2 separate regions of the Mus musculus genome follow, and region 2 is linked to region 1. A link is a loop called in an ENCODE intact Hi-C map of the cell type or tissue named here. Cell type or tissue: heart. All regions are shown on one strand. Links, peaks and the distances in the headings refer to the core of each region. The heading gives the core; the rest is flanking DNA.

Evidence for each region. Peaks named below come from ENCODE experiments on the same cell type or tissue, not always from the same donor. Only the 100,000 strongest peaks of a DNase experiment are listed, where the experiment ranks them.
Region 2: it touches region 1 in a loop (9-fold over the local background); 12 of 42 quality-filtered maps call a loop at or near these places.

Annotation. Positions count from the first base shown.
Region 1 is chr8:43,574,702-43,583,664 of GRCm38, forward strand. It overlaps Adam26a (a disintegrin and metallopeptidase domain 26A (testase 3)), which reads right to left and starts at 2,006. Exons shown (of 2, transcript NM_010085.3): 1 at 1,849-2,006. In heart, for the core only: no CTCF peak of the experiment used is centred there; no DNase peak of the experiment used is centred there.
Region 2 is chr8:43,517,874-43,526,836 of GRCm38, forward strand. It overlaps Adam26b (a disintegrin and metallopeptidase domain 26B), which reads right to left. Exons shown (of 2, transcript NM_001009547.2): 2 at 1,991-4,247. The coding sequence starts at 4,090. The coding sequence ends at 1,991. Among named protein-coding and RNA genes, the nearest start is that of Adam26b, 5.8 kb to the right of the region's middle. In heart, for the core only: no CTCF peak of the experiment used is centred there; no DNase peak of the experiment used is centred there.

The DNA of each region.
Region 1 (8,963 bases), core at 214-8,213:
CATCAGGGAAATACAAATCAAAACAACCCTGAGATTCCACCTCACACCAGTCAGAATGGCTAAGATGAAAAACTCAGGTGAGTTCAGATGCTGGTGAAATTGTAGACAAAGAGGAACTCTTCTCCATTGCTGGTGGAATTGTAAGCTGGTACAATCACTCTGGAAATCAGTTTGGTGGTTCCTCAGAAAATTGTTCATAATACTAGCCGAGGACCCACTAACACCACTCCTGGGCATATACTCAGAAAATGTTCTAACATGTAATAAGGATACATGCTCCATTATGTTAATTGCAGCCTTATTTATAAAAGCCAGAAGCTGGAAAGAACCCAGATGTCCCTCAGCAGAGGAATGGATACAGAAAATGTGGTACATTTACACAGTAGAGTACTAACTAGATATTAAAAAGAATGAATTTATGAAATTCTTAAGCAAATGGATGGATCTTGTGGATATCATCCTGAGTGAGGTAACGCAATCACAAAAGAACACACATGGTATATACTCACTGATAAGTGGATATTAGCCCAGAAGCTCAGAATAACCAAGATACAATTCATTATCCACATGAAATTCAAGAAGGAAGATCAAACTGTGGATACATTGAAGGGGGAACAAAATACCCATGGAAGGAGTTATAAAGACAAAGTGTGTAGCAGAGACTGAAGGAAAGACCATCCAGAGACTCCCCACCCATATACAATCAACAAACCCAGACACTATTGTGGATACCAACAAGTACTTGCTGACAGGAGGGTTATACGGCTGTCTCCTGAGAATCTCTGCCAGTGCCTGACAAATAAAGAAGTGGAAGCTCACAGCTTACCATTGGACTGAGCACAGGGTCCCCAATGCAGGAGCTGGAGATAGATCCCAAAATGAGCTGAAGGGGTTTGCAGCCCCATAGGTGGAATAACAAAATGAATTAACCAGTACCTCCAGAGCTCCCAGGGAGTAAATCACTGACCATAGAGTACAGATGGTGGGACTCATGGCTCCCACTACATTTGTACCAGAGAATGGCCTATAAAGTCATCAAGGGAGGAGAGGCCCTTGGTCCTGTGAAGACTCTATGCTCCAGTGTAGGGGAATGCCAGGGCCAAGAAGCAGGAGTGGGTGGGTTGGTGAGCAGGGGTCGGGGGAAAGGGATAGGGGAAGTGATTTTTGGAGGGGAATTCAGGAAAGGGAATAACATTTGAAATGTAAATAAAGAAAATATCTAATAAAAAATAAACGAAAAAAAGTACAACAACTGATTGAGAGTTGATAAATAGGTTCATCTAGCGCCACGAATGCTTCAATCAGTATGTTCTTAGCAGTGCAAGGACAATATTCTATGTGGGATGCAGGAAAGTAAGAGTCTCTAGCAAATAAAATGATATCAATAATCACAAAAAGAAAAGTATGTCAAAATTAATGACTCAAAATATAGTAATTGGTTAAAAACCACACTTGAGAAATTGAGCAAGCTCAGTCATTCATTACTGTACACAATGCTTTTTAGCATCCACAACTTGAGAGGAAAAATAAATTTTTTTGAATATATAATTTGGTTCAACTATTACAGCCTAGATTTTATTTTGGCTCTCAAACATCAGATTTTTCTCCTACAACCTCATCAAATTTATATCTAGCCATTTACCACCTAAGATCTCTAATAATTTAGGATGTCGTGAATCAAACTAAAAACTTTAAAGTCACTAGAACAAAATAGAAGAGAGTGGAAATATTTAAAGAAAATAAGTGTCACCCCCAAGCATGAAAAATTTGCAAGATATTGAGTTCTGTATGTGTTCAACTACTAATTATTCGTGCTTTTGTTGTTTACTGAATGTTCAAAAGGCTTACCCTCAGGTTGAGTGATGCCCATGTTCTTTTAATTGTTATTGTCTTGCTCATAAAACATTTTTACATCCTATCTCAGGAACAAAGGTTGTTGTTTGAGGATGCACAAGAGAATATAAGTCCTTCACTTGTCTCTCATGGAGTAAGTTCTAGACTCATGTGCCTAGCAACAGAAGCCTCTCCTTTCACAGAACCTGGCAACTCATGAGATTCTTCCCAATTGTTCCTCTACCACATCAACCAAAGTTATTTGGTTTCCACTTTCATGTCAGTAAGTCCAACTTCTTTCTCCTTATACGCTGCGCTCTGGTGTCTCTGGTGTGAGAAAATCTCATTTCCAAACTTGTATTTCTCCTCATACACTGTAAAACCATGAGAACTCCCTGTTATGTTCATTTTATTATTACTGTTCCATTTTATTTAGTATTGACCATAATAAAGAATACTCAAAGCACTTAACATTATGGAAAATAATTCCACTTCTTTTAAAATATATTATTAAGAATTCAAATGTCTGCCATTGGTTTTACCATTCTTAGATCACTGAGTACAACCTCCCCAGAGACATTGAACACCTGCACATGTAGATGCATTGTCTATGTCATACAACTGCTATTCAAGCTAGTATATGGGATGAATTTGGAAGAGGAGGGCTGAGAACCAGCATAGGTGTGAATTTCTTTGGCAGTGGAATAGCCAATAACTGAGACTACACCAATCTTGGAGTAGTGCATTTTATAAGTTGATTAGAAAGTGGTGGGGACTTGTTTATGTGCTGTTTAATACTGCTAAATTCTGGGTGACTTATGACTTACCTGTGTGCTCCATTGAAACTTCCAGGTTATTTTTTTTTCCTTTGAGAATTTTGTACTTTCTATTTTAGTACATTCCCTTCCATCCAGGAACTCATCCCAGGTCCATCTTCCCATTCTAACTCAACTTTATGTTTTCTCTCTGTCTTAAAACAAAGCAAAATAACAAGAAACAACAATGACAAAACCGAACACTGAAAAACCTAGATTCCATTTACTGTTGGCCTATTATGTGTGATCATCATATGTGCACACAAATGAGTAAGTGGGGTTAGAATACAGTTTTACTCTATTAAGGAAAACCAATTTTTTCCTTTCCCTGCAATTTTATCACTTGCATATAAGTTTTCCAGCTCAGAGTGGGACTTTTCAGACATATCCGATTTTTTTTTCATACTAAATAGTTTGATCATGTTTATGTATTGGTGAGACTTTATGTTCCCTTTCTTTCTTGTTGGGATGCTGTGTGGAGTGAATATCAACAGGTCATTTTTTCAATATTTGTGTTTTTGTGAATTAATATCTGTGTCTGTCTTGTTATGTCTGGGAAATGCTGTTTCCTTAACCATCCATCTAAACTGGTTCATAGAATGTTTACCTTTCTTTTTCCATACCAATCTCTAAGTGTTGAGGGGAGCATTTTGATAAGGACCATTATATTTTGAACAGACCATTCCAAGGTCTCTCATTTTCTGTGTATTGTTCAGAGTGGTCTCTGTGTCATTCACAATTCATTGCTTGAGGAAACTTCTTTGTTGAGAGCTGAGTTATAGTCTCATCTATGAGTATAGCAATATGTCATTAGAAGTCATTTATTTATAATATTCATTAAGTGGACTAATAGTTTTAGGTATCCCCATAGGCCATCTGACTTAGTCTAAACATAAATAATAGAAATATGGGTTCCATATCGTGAGGTTTAACTTAAATACAATCGGAATGGAATTGGTGAGCCTATGAACATTCTTGCCATGCTTCTCATTACTAAATCTACAAATATCTTATAGGCAGTCCATTACTATAGCTTGGCATAGCTATGTGACATCTGGATAAGATTATTATCATCTTTATTCTGGAAGCAAATAAGGCACTTTAAAGATATATATGAAAGCTTGCCTGAAGGTTGAAGTCTCCAGTTTACTATCATCTAGATTTCTCTATGTTATATGCCATACGTATGTGGTATCAATGTCAATAGTGTCTTTTCATTAGTTGTAGCTCATATCCAGTAGCATTACAATATCCTGTAGGGATTGATGGTTTCAGTACACAGCTAAAAAGACATAATCCATTTCTAGGTACTGTAGGTTTTATTAGGTAGTGTAAGTTGTGGCATAGTCTCTCACTTTATAATCACTACTCCATTAAAAATATATGTATGCATAGATTTGTTTATAATATTTATACATAGTATATATTTTTAAATTACTTTCCTAGTCTTTCTCTCCCCCCTTTCCCTCTCTCTGTCTCTGTCTTCTCTCACTCAGTCTCGGTCTATCTGTGTCTGTCTGTCTCTCCCTCTTTCTCTCTCTCTCTTTCTGTACACACACACACACACACACACACACACACACACACACACACACACACACTCATTCCCATGCTTTTACGGCTTTCTTAACTTCTTCGCTACTAGATATTCCTTCTCACATTTCTCCCTTATGCAGTCGTCCCATCATCCATCACTATTAATCATTCTGCTCTAATATTCTCTTCATTTCTTAGTAATTGTATATTATATAATTTTTTCCCTGGGAAGATCTTCTATTGCTCCCTCATTCCTTACTAGACAGCTAACCTCAGTGTGTATCATAAATGAAATATAAATAGTTAAACCCAAAATAGTAACATCTACTTCTAAGAGAAATATGCAGTTTGTCTTACCTTCCTCTGAATGATTATTTCTAGCTCTATCAAATTATATGCAAATTACAGGTTTCTTAATAGTTGAATAATCATCCACTGTCTAAATGTACTACATTTTATTATCTTGTAATCAAATGATGGTCATCTGGGCTCCTTGCCCTTTTTGATTGTTATGAATAGGGAAGATGTGAACATGGATGAGTAATTATCCCTCCAGTGAAGTGTTGAGTCCTTTGGTTATATGCTCAAGGTTCAGACAGATATACCTTGGAGTAAATCTCTTTTCTTATTGTGAGGAATCCCTATTCTGATTCCTTAGTGGCCAGACTAGTTTATACTCTTACCAGTAGTAAATAATTTTTCTCATTACCTTTTTATTGTTAGCAAGTGCTATATTTTCTTTTATTAGTGTTGTCCATTGTGACTGGGATAAGATGGAATTTGAAAGTATTTAAAATTTTTCTGTTGAAAGTGGGGTACATCTGGAAGTTTAGCTCATAAAGATGTTCTTCTTTGATTCTTGCTACTCCTCCTCTCCCTCTTCCTCCTCTCCCTCTTCTTTATGCTCCTTTTCTTCCTCCTCTTCAACTCTCTTCCTTCTCCTCCTCCTCTTCCTTCTTTTTCATTTCTGTTTTTGTTTTGTTTGTTTGTTTGTTTGGTTGGTTTTGTTCTTTTTTTATTAGATATTTTCTTCATTTACAATTCAAATGCTATCCGAAAGTACCATGAGGTGCTGAGAGGAAGGTATATCCTTTTGTTTTAGGATAAAATGTCCTGTAGATATCTGTTAAATCCATTTCTTTCATAACTTCTGTTAGTTTCAATGTGTCTCTGTTTAGTTTCTGTTTCCAGTATCTAGAAGGAAAATGGGGTGTTTAAGTCTCCCACTATTATTGTGTGAGGTTCAATATGTGCTTTGAGCTTTAGTCAAGTTTCCTTAATGAATGTGGCTGCCCTTGCATTTGGAGCATAAATTTTCATAACTGAGAGTTCATCATGGAAGGTTTTACCTTTGATGAGTACGAAGTGCCCCTCCTTGTCTTTTTTGGGTACCTTCCCCAATATTGGGCACTGGTGGCACATGCCTTTAATCCCAGTACTTGGGAGGCAGAGGCAGGCAGATTTCTGAGTTTGAGGACAGAGAGGGCTATACAGAGAAACCCTGTATCAACACCCCCCCCCCCCCGCAAAAAAAAAAAAAAAAAGAAAAAAGAAAAAAGAGAACATGCTCATGGATTGGCAGGATCAACATTGTAAAAATGGCTATCTTGCCAAAAGCAATCTACAGATTCAACACAATCCCCATCAAAATTCCAACTCAATTCTTCAACGAATTAGAAGGAGCAATTTGCAAATTCATCTGGAATAACAAAAAACCTAGGATAGCAAAAACTCTTCTCAAGGATAAAAGAACCTCTGGTGGAATCACCATGCCTGACCTAAAGCTTTACTATAGAGCAATTGTGGTAAAAACTGCATGGTACTGGTATAGAGACAGACAAGTAGACCAATGGAATAGAATTGAAGACCCAGAAATGAACCCACACACCTATGGTCACTTGATCTTCGACAAGGGAGCTAAAACCATCCAGTGGAAGAAAGACAGCATTTTCAACAATTGGTGCTGGCACAACTGGTTGTTATCATGTAGAAGAATGCGAATTGATCCATACTTATCTCCTTGTACTAAGGTCAAATCTAAATGGATCAAAGAACTTCACATAAAACCAGAGACACTCAAACTTATAGAGGAGAAAGTGGGGAAAAGCCTTGAAGATATGGGCACAGGGGAAAAATTCCTGAACAGAACAGCAATGGCTTGTGCTGTAAGATCGAGAATTGACAAATGGGACCTAATGAAACTCCAAAGTTTCTGCAAGGCAAAAGACACCGTCAATAAGACAAAAAGACCACCAACAGATTGGGAAAGGATCTTTACCTATCCTAAACCAGATAGGGGACTAATAGCCAACATATATAAAGAACTCAAGAAGGTGGACTTCAGAAAATCAAATAACCCCATTAAAAAATGGGGCTCAGAACAGAACAAAGAATTCTCACCTGAGGAATACCGAATGGCAGAGAAGCACCTGAAAAAATGTTCAACATCCTTAATCATCAGGGAAATGCAAATCAAAACAACCTTGAGATTCCACCTTACACCGGTCAGAATGGCTAAGATCAAAAATTCAGGTGACAGCAGATGCTGGCGAGGATGTGGAGAAAGAGGAACACTCCTCCATTGTTGGTGGGATTGCAGGCTTGTACAACCACTCTGGAAATCTGTCTGGCGGTTCCTCAGAAAATTGCACATAGTACTACCGGAGGATCCAGCAATACCTCTCCTGGGCATATATCCAGAAGATGCCCCAACTGGTAAGAAGGACACATGCTCCACTATGTTCATAGCAGCCTTATTTATAATAGCCAGAAGCTGGAAAGAACCCAGATGCCCCTCAACAGAGGAATGGATACAGAAAATGTGGTACATCTACACAATGGAGTACTACTCAGCTATTAAAAAGAATGAATTTATGAAATTCCTAGCCAAATGGATGGACCTGGAGGGCATCATCCTGAGTGAGGTAACACATTCACAAAGAAACTCACACAATATGTACTCACTGATAAGTGGATATTAGCCCCAAACCTAGGATACCCAAGATATAAGATACAATTTCTTAAACACATGAAACTCAAGAAAAATGAAGACTGAAGTGTGGACACTATGCCCCTCCTTAGAAGTGGGAACAAAACACCCTTGGAAGGAGTTACAGAGACAAAGTTTGGAGCTGAGATGAAAGGATGGACCATGTAGAGACTGCCATATCCAGGGATCCACCCCATAATCAGCATCCAAACACTGACACCATTGCATACACTAGCAAGATTTTATTGAAAGGACCCAGATGTAGCTGTCTCTTGTGAGACTATGCCGGGGCCTAGCAAACACAGAAGTGGATGCTCACAGTCAGCTAATGGATGGATCACAGGACTCCCTATGGAGGAGCTAGAGAAAGTAGCCAAGGAGCTAAAGGGATCTGCAACCCTATAGGTGGATCAACATTATGAACTAACCAGTACCCCGGAGCTCTTGACTCTAGCTGCGTATATATCAAAAGATGGCCTAGTCGGCCATCACTGGAAAGAGAGGCCCATTTGACACGCAAACTTTATATGCCCCAGAACAGGGGAACGCCAGGGCCAAAAAGGGGGAGTGGGCGGGTAGGGGAGTGGGGGTGGGTGGGTATGGGGGACTTTTGGTATAGCATTGGAAATGTAAATGAGCTAAATACCTAATAAAAAATGGAAAGAAAAAAAAAACCAAAAGGTAGAAAACTGAAGGTGGGAGTTCTTGTAGGGAGAAAGGAATTCTGGGAGTAAGTCAAGCATGAGAAAATTCTCCAGGGTGACTCCAAGGAGGCACAGTATGAAACTCAGGAGAGGTAACCAGCCATGTAGCACACATAGATAGAATAGCATAAGCAGGTTATATAAGTGATGAGCTAGTTGAGGAACAACCCTAAGCCTGTGACCTAGGCATTTACTCATAAATAATTGTCTCAGAGTCGTTTTTGGGGAATTGGGCATGGTTAGAAATGTCTGGAGTGCATGGTACCATTTTATCCAAACAGCCAATCTTTATTGTCACCTGATCTGAGTCAGTTCTGTCCCAGGAACAACAGCAGTGGGAACACAGGCAAAGGCAGTGAGCACCATGGTGGGTGGCTCATCCTAAACCAGACTCTGCTATTCAATGCTCATTCAACCTGAGGGAAACCTAGACTTTTTTCTTATTTTAGACATATTCATCTGAAAAAAGTAGAATACAGGTAAAAATCAATGCCTTCAAGTTGTTATAAAGTCGAAACGAATTCATCTCTCCAGGGTGACTTAAGTAGAGATTCTATTGTTGTAATAAAACTCCATTACATGGGGCTTGAAAGATAACTCAGTGGGTAAGAGCAGTGGATGCTCTTCCAGAGGTCCCAGGTTTGATTGTTAACACCCCCGAAAAAAAAAAAAAAAAAAAAAAAAAGAGAATGGCTACTCAAGTGTTTCTTCAGACCATTTGCTTGGAAAATTGTTTTCCAGCCTTTCACTCTGAGGTAGTGTCTGTCATTTTCCCTGAGATGGGTTTCCTGTAAGCAGCAAAATGTTGGATCCTGTTTGTGTAGCCAGTCTATTAGTTTATGTCTTTTTATTGGGCAATTGAATCCATTGATGTTAAGAAAAATTAAAGAAAAGTAATTGTTGCTTCCTATTATTTTTGTTGTTAGAGGTGGCATTCTGTTCTTGTGGCTGTATTCTTTTAGGTTTGTTAAAGGATTACTTTCTTGCTATTTCTAGGGGATACTTTCCATCCTTGTGTTGCTGTTTTCCCTTTATTATCCTTTGAAGGGCTGGATTCATGGAAAGATATTGTGTGAATTTTGTTTT
Region 2 (8,963 bases), core at 357-8,356, 57 kb before region 1:
TGACTGTGAGCATCCACTTCTGTGTTTGCTAGGCCCCGGCATAGTCTCACAAGAGACAGCTACATCTGGGTCCTTTCAGTAAAATCTTGCTAGTGTATGCAATGGTGTCAGCATTTGGAAGCTGATTATGGGGTGGATCCCTGGATATGGCAGTCTCTACATGGTCCATCCTTTCATCTCAGCTCCATACTTTGTTTCTGTAACTCCTTCCATGGGTGTTTTGTTCCCACTTCTAAGGAGGGGCATAGTGTCCACACTTCAGTCTTCATTTTTCTTGAGTTTCATGTGTTTAGGAAATTGTATCTTATATCGTGGGTATCCTAGGTTTTGGGCTAGTATCCACTTATCAGTGAGTACATATTGTGTGAGTTCCTTTGTGATTGTGTTACCTCACTCAGGATGATGCTCTCCAGGTCCATCCATTTGGCTAGGAATTTCATAAATTCATTCTTTTTAATAGCTGAGTAGTACTCCATTGTGTAGATGTACCACATTTTCTGTATCCATTCCTCTGTTGAGGGGCATCTGGGTTCTTTCCAGTTTCTGGCTATTATAAATAAGGCTGCTATGAACATAGTGGAGCATGTGTCCTTCTTACCAGTTGGGGCTTCTTCTGGATATATGCCCAGGAGAGGTATTGCTGGATCCTCCGGTAGTACTATGTCCAATTTTCTGAGGAACCGCCAGACTGATTTCCAGAGTGGTTGTACAAGCCTGCAATCCCACCAACAATGGAGGAGTGTTCCTCTTTCTCCACATCCTCGCCAGCATCTGCTGTCACCTGAATTTTTGATCTTAGCCATTCTCACTGGTGTGAGGTGGAATCTCAGGGTTGTTTTGATTTGCATTTCCCTGATGATTAAGGATGTTGAACATTTTTTCAGGTGCTTCTCTGCCATTCGGTATTCCTCAGGTGAGAATTCTTTGTTCAGTTCTGAGCCCCATTTTTTAAGGGGGTTATTTGATTTTCTGAGGTCCACCTTCTTGAGTTCTTTATATATGTTGGATATTAGTCCCCTATCTGATTTAGGATAGGTAAAGATCCTTTCCCAGTCTGTTGGTGGTCTTTTTGTCTTATAGACAGTGTCTTTTGCCTTGCAGAAACTTTGGAGTTTCATTAGGTCCCATTTGTCAATTCTCGATCTTACAGCACAAGCCATTGCTGTTCTGTTCAGGAATTTTTCCCCTGTGCCCATATCTTCAAGGCTTTTCCCCACTTTCTCCTCTATAAGTTTCAGTGTCTCTGGTTTTATGTGAAGTTCCTTGATCCACTTAGATTTGACCTTAGTACAAGGAGATAAGTATGGATCGATTCGCATTCTTCTACATGATAACAACCAGTTGTGCCAGCACCAATTGTTGAAAATGCTGTCTTTCTTCCACTGGATGGTTTTGGCTCCCTTGTCGAAGATCAAGTGACCATAGGTGTGTGGGTTCATTTCTGGGTCTTCAATTCTATTCCATTGGTCCACTTGTCTGTCTCTATACCAGTACCATGCAGTTTTTATCACAATTGCTCTGTAGTAAAGCTTTAGGTCAGGCATGGTGATTCCACCAGAGGTTCTTTTATCCTTGAGAAGAGTTTTTGCTATCCTCGGTTTTTTGTTATTCCAGATGAATTTGCAAATTGCTCCTTCTAATTCGTTGAAGAATTGAGTTGGAATTTTAATGGGGATTGCATTGAATCTGTAGATTGCTTTTGGCAAGATAGCCATTTTTACAATGTTGGTCCTGCCAATCCATGAGCATGGGAGATCTTTCCATCTTCTGAGATCTTCTTTAATTTCTTTCTTCAGGGACTTGAAGTTTTTATCATACAGATCTTTCACTTCCTTCGTTAGAGTCACGCCGAGATATTTTATATTATTTGTGGCTATTGAGAAGGGTGTTGTTTCCCTAATTTCTTTCTCAGCCTGTTTATTCTTTGTGTAGAGAAAGGCCATTGACTTGTTTGAGTTAATGCTGAGTCCTGCACAGCATATTTTAGGGATTAATTCATTTTTACCCTCTTGGTTATGCCAACTAAAGAAATTGTGATAACCAATAAAATAGTAAAAAAACTAATGAAGTAAAAAGCCCAACTAGAATTTGGGACATGCAATGGAGGTGGCCCACTGTCTAAACTACCTCCATGGCCACGTAGTTGACAGTCTGGTGGTTCCCATGTGTTAGTACAATGGCAGTGGTTTTTATTGTTGCAGACTCCTTGCATATGGCATAACTTGGTTGTACAGTTACTTACCAGATCAGACTTGCTGACACACTTTCTGTCAACACATATATGGTATGGAGCACAAGCTGTGCCATCGCTCACAGCTCCAATATCATCTATGGTGATCCCAAAATGATAGTCCATAGTCCAGCAGGTGACATTACTGAAGTGAGTATAATGCACTGTTTCATGGTTTCTCCTTTGGGGAAGTTGTATCACATTCTCACACTGAATTCGCCCACAGAGTACATCCGCGAGCTCGCATATTTTATACTTAGAGCTATCATTGCCACAGTTCCCAAAGCGGTCACCCCGTCTGTTCATTTCCATGTAGCAAATTTCATCTGCACTTCTACTTCCATTGCCAAAAATCTTCCGACACTGCTCATCACGTTGATGACATTCCATTTTATAGCAATAGCCCTCACCACTGCAAGGGATTCCGTCTGCTTTATACACATCTCCTGGACACTCAGCTGAAGTTCCATTGCACCACTCTGGAAGGTCACACTCATTTTTCTCTTCTCTACACACAGTGCCTGTTTTAAGGAACTGGCAATCTTGGCAACAAAGTCCAAAAGCACATTGAGCACCAGGTTTGAGAACACAGTCGCTGCTACAGCAAGGATCTTGTAAACAGGATTCAGTGCTCCCACAATCACACTCCTCTCCTTCTTCAACCACCTTATTCCCACACACGGTCAGGTTTGTTACTAGTGCTTCTGGAATATCATATAAGCAACTTCGTTTGGTAACAACTGAATACATTTCTTCATAACTACAGTTGCTGAATTTTGGAGAATTTGTTTTATATGGGGCCATTAGACAGTCTTTTAACCCACAAGTACATCCAATTCCATCATGTTTCATACCCAAGTTATGCCCCATCTCATGTGCTACAATGTGTGCCATGTCTGACATTACATCAGAAAGGAAACTGCTAACTCCACAATTATAAGGTGTACAAACGTCAGCTAAATAAGCTAACCCTAAATATAAACCATATCCCTGTCTGACTAAAAGGTGTATGATATCATGTCTAATGCGATTGCCAAACATGTTTTGCTTCCAAGTACAGAAATCACCAAGGACTTTAAATATACTGAGTTCTACATTGATATAGTTTTTTTCATTCCATATTTCAAGAGCAGTTAAAACCACATCAGTATCTATTTGAAGATAATAACCATTTACTCCATTGACTATTTGCAACATATCTTGAATACAAGTTGTGATATTGTTATTTCTATGAACGTATTGTTTATGGTCTATTACTACAAAATATTCAATAAACCTGTGGTGGGTCCACCAATTCTCATGGGGAATTTGTAAAAGTGTGGGGGCATTGCGTTCTCGTAGCTTCCTTTGTTGTGCTATTTCCTCTTCTGATAACCCACATCTCATGGGAGATGGTTCTGAATCCCCATTGTCCATTTTGTAAGCCAGATGTTCAAATGTTGACGTTGAGCTCTTGGGCATGATTTCATAAGTTGTGCCATTTATCTCTAGTGTGCCTTGCAAGCTCCCAAAACAGGTGTTGAGAATGACCAGGGACTCTGGGTCTTCATCCACATAGCCATGGTAATAGCAGTCATTCGGCACAAAAGGGCGTTGTTCAAGGAGATCACCTTGCTGAGTATAAGTTAATAGTATTAAGTTTCTGGACATCAAGTTTTTCTTGGGTTTCATAGTGATTATGTGTCTCTGCCCCCCAATGTTCAGGCTATAGGACAGCCAACCTGGTGAAGTATTATTTCCTCTAGTGACAGTGACCCTTAAAGGTGTCACTACTTCTGGAAGGCTACTGTACTTAGCATGCCCAATTGGTGACCATGCAGAGAAGAAGAACATCGTCCACAGGCAGAACTTAAGGAACATGTTCCTTTTATGGACCAGGACCTTAGCCCCACTCACTATATCCTATTAGAGAGCCAAGGAGGAGTTTGAGAAGTTCTTGGTGTCCCAGTCCTCACTTTGTGTGGTTGCAGGCAGCACTGGTGTCTTCTGACATGGTTGAGTCATAATAGAGGCAGGGCTAAAAGAAACAGACACAAGTAAGGGCAAATATAGCCATTGGTAAATCATGGTCAAGTTAAGTTAGATGGCATAACTGCAGATAATGTGTTAAAATCAATTAATCTTTTTTCCAAGATGTTTAAACAATGCAGTTCTATTTTTCCTTTAATTTTGTAGTATACACTTCTGTAAATATATTTCTACACTTGAAGGAGTGATTGTAAATATATTTCTAAAGCACTCCTAGTTTAATATACTGAAACATTTTAATTAATTGTCCTTATCTATACATTGTTTCAGAATATTCTAATTTCACCCTATCCACAACAGTAACTGTATATTTTAAGAATGCCATTGGTTTTATAAACAGAGTCATGGAAATTGTTACTCTCCTCAATCACTGTCCTGCTTCCTGAGCACACTTGACTGTTTCTTTCTGTCTTACTCTTATCATTTCTTTGGTAGTCAGAAACTTCTCTCAGGCAGAAAACTTTTGTCATTTTTCTCTTTTCATATGCTTGTTTTCATATTGCTGTAAGTGAGTGTGAACTATAGTGTTATCATGAACCTCATGTACATGTTGATATTTGTGGAAAGGTCACAGTTCATCCTGGCTGGTTAGTCTTCAAGAGCTATGCATCTCGTTAGTGCAATTATTACTAAAGCTTAGTATTTCATATATTTATTACATTTTTGTGCTTTTATAAGAATGTGTGTATGCATATAAGCATGAGTGTATATGTGTCTCTGTATATATGTGTTTGTGTGTGCATTTCTGTCTGTATTTAGAGAAGCCTACAGCAAGTTTTGGATCTCACTCCTAGGCCATCATTCACCTTGTTTCTCAGCACAGAGGCGATCACTGACATGGTTTTCTCTAAAGAGGGAAGAATTGCTCACCAGCAAGCCTTAAATACCTGCATATTTCTGTCATCTCATGGTTGGCATTTCTTATTTTTTTCCTTTTTTTATTGGATATTTTCTTCATTTACATTTCAAATACTATCACAAAAGTCCCCTATACACTCATCCCCGCCCTGCTCCCCTACCCCTATCCCCTGCTCATTCCCACTTCTTGGCCCTGGCTTTCCCCTGTACTGGGGCATATAAAGTTTGCTAGACCAAGGGTCCTCTCTTCCCAATGATGGCCAATTAGGCCATCTTCTGATACATATGCAGCTAGAGACACGAGCTCTGGGGGTACTGGTTAGCACATATTGTTGTTCCACCTATAGGGTTGCAGACCCCTTTAGCTCTTGGGTACTTTCTCTAGATGCTACATTGTGGGCCCTGTGTTCCATCCTATAGATGACTGTGAGCATCCACTTCTGTATTTGCCAGGCACTGGCAAGGCCTCACAGGAGACAGCTATATCAGGGTCCTTTCAGCAAAATCTTGCTGGCATATGCAATAGTGTCTGTGTTTGGTGGCTGATTATGGGATGGACCACCAGGTGGGACAGTCTCTGGATGGTCCATCCTTTGGTCTTAGCTCTAAACTTTGTCTCTGCAACTCCTTCCATGGATATTTTATTCCTTTCTTAATTTTCTTGTGTTTTGGAAGTTTTATCTTGGGTATTCTACATTTCTGTGCTTATATCCACTTATCAGGGAGTGCACATCAAGTGACTTCTTTTGTGATTGGTTTACCTCACTCAGGATGATATCTTCCAGATACACCCATTTGTCCAAGAATTTCATAAATTCATTGTTTTTAATAGCTGAGTAGTACTCCAATGTGTAAATGTACCACATTTTCTGTATCCATTCCTCTGTTGAGGACATCTGGGTTCTTTCCAGCTTCTGGCTATTATGAATAGGTCTGCTATGAACATACTGGAGCATGTGTCCTTATTACATATTGGAACATCTTCTGGGTATATGCTCAGGAGAGTTATTGCTGGATCTACTGGTAGTACTATGTACAGTTTTCTGAGGAGCCGCCAGACTGATTTCCAGAGTAGTTGTACAAGTTTGCAATCCCACCAGCAATGGAGGAGTGTTCCTCTTTCCCCACATCCTTGCCAGCATCTGCTGTCACCTGAATTTTTGATCCTAGCCATTCTGAGTGGTGTGAAGTGGAATCTCAGGGTTGTTTTGATTTTCATTTCCCTGATGATTAAGGATGTTGAACATTTTTTCAGGTGCTTCTCAGCCCTTCAGTATTCCTCTGTTGAGAATTCTTTGTTTTGCTCTGTACCCCTTCTTTTAATGGGGTTATTTGAATTTTTTTGATTTCAGCTTCTTGAGCTCTTTGTATATATTGGATATTAGTCCCCTATCAGATTTAGGATTGGTAAAAATTCTTTCCCAATCTGTTGGTTGCCTTTTTGTCTTATTGACCGTATCTTTTGCCCTACCGAAGCTTTGCAATTTTATGAGGTCCCATTTGTAGATTCTTGATCTTACAGCACAGGCCATTGCTGTTCTGTTTAGGGATTTTATTCCCCCTTTGCCCATATCTTTGAGGGTTTTCCCCACTTTCTCCTCAATAAATTTCAGTGTCCTTGATTTTATGTGGAGGTCTTTGATCCACTTAGTCTTGAGCTTTGTACAAGTAGATAAGAATGGATCAATTCACATTCTTCTACATGATAACTGCCAGTTGTACCAGCACCATTTGTTGAAAATGCTGTCTTTTTTCCACTGGATGGTTTTAGCTCCCTTGTAAAAGATCAGGTGACCATAGGTGTGTGGGTTCATTTCTGGGTCTTCAATTATATTCCATCGATCTACCTGTCTGTCACTGTACCAAGACCATGAAGTTTTTTTCACAATTGCTCTGTAGTACAGATTGAAGTTAGGCATGGTGATTCCACCAGAGGTTCTTTTATCCTTGAGAAGAGTTTTTGTATCCTAGGTTTTTTTGTTATTCCAGTTGAATTTTCAAATTGCCCTTTCTAACTCAGTGAAGAATTGAGTTGGAATTTTGATGGGGATTGCATTGAATGTGTAGCTTGCTTTCGGCAGGATAGCCATTTTTACTATATTATTCCTGCCAATCCATGAGCATGGAAGATCTTTCCATCTTCTGAGATCTTCTTCAATTTCTCTCTTCAGAAACTTGGGGTTCTTGTCATGTAGATCTTTCACTTCCTTAGTTAGAGTCACACCAAGGTATTTTATATTATTTGTGGCTATTGTGAAGGGTGGTGTTTCCCTAATTTCTTTCTCATCCTGCTTATCCTCTGTGTAGAGAAAGGCCACTGATTTGTTTGAGTTACTTTTATATCCAGCTACTGTGCTGAAGCTGATTTTTAGGTTTAGGAGTTCTCTGATGGAATTTCTATGGTCACTTATGTATACTATAATATCATCTACAAATAGTGGTATTTTGACTTCTTCCTTTCCAATTTGTATCCACTTGATCTCCTTTTGTTGTGGAATTGCTCTGGCCAGGATTTTAAGTACTATATTGAATAGGTAGGGAGAAAGTGGGGCAGCCTTGTCTAGTCCCTGATTTTATTGGGATTGCTTCTATGGCTGCCATTTCAAACACTGTCAACTAATAAATATTTCACATAGGTTTTGGTGATTTCTTCTCATGTCTGTATTCCTTTGCAACATTCATTTTACCAAACGAGCTTTCTCTTTCTCTCTTGTCTTGTATCTTTAGTGTATTACTATTTTGAAAAAACAATTAAGGAACAAGATACATTACATATACAGTGAAGTGGGGAAGAGCCTTGAGCACATGGGCACAGGTGAAAATTTCCTGAACAGAACACCAATAGCTTATGCTCTAAGATCAAGAATCGACAAATGGGACCACATAAAATTGCAAGGCTTCTGTAAGGCAAAGGACACTGTCAATAGGACAAAATGGCAACCAACACATTGGAAAAAGATCATTACCAATCCTACATCTGATAGAGGGCTTATATCCAATATATACAAAGAACTCAAGAAGTTAGACTCCAGAGAACCAAATAACCGTATTGAAGAATGGGGCACAGAGCTAAACAAAGGATTCACAATCAAGGAATACTGAATGGCTGAGAAGTACATAAAGAAATGTTCAACATCCTTAGTCATCAGGGAAATACAAATCAAAACAACCCTGAGATTCCACCTCACACCAGTCAGAATGGCTAAGATGAAAAACTCAGGTGACTTCAGATGCTGGTGAAGTCGTGGACAAAGAGGAACTCTTCTCTATTACTGGTGGAATTGTAAGTTGGTATAATCACTCTGGAAATCGGTTTGGTGGTTCCTCAGAAAATTGTACATAATACTAGCCGAGGACCCACTAACACCACTCCTGGGCATTATCAGAAGATGTTCCAACATGTAATAAGGATACATGCTCCATTATGTTTATTGCAGCCTTATTTATAATACCAGAAGCTGGAAAGAACCCAGATGTCTCTCAACAGAGGAATGGATACAGAAAATGCAGTACATTTACACAGTCGAGTACTATCTAGGTATTAAAAAGAATGAATTTATGAAATTGTTAGGCAAATGGATGGATCTTGAGGATATCATCCTGAGTGAGGTAACCCAATCACAAAAGAACACACTTGGTATACACTCATTGATAAGTGGTTTTTAGGCCAGAATTTCAGAATAACCACAATACAATTCATTAACTACATGAAATTCAAGAAGGAAGATCAAACTGTGGATACTTTGAAGGGGGAACAAAATACCCATGGAAGGAGTAATAGAGACAATGTGTGTAGCAGAGACTGAAGGAAAGACCATCCAGAGACTGCCCACCCATATACAATCAC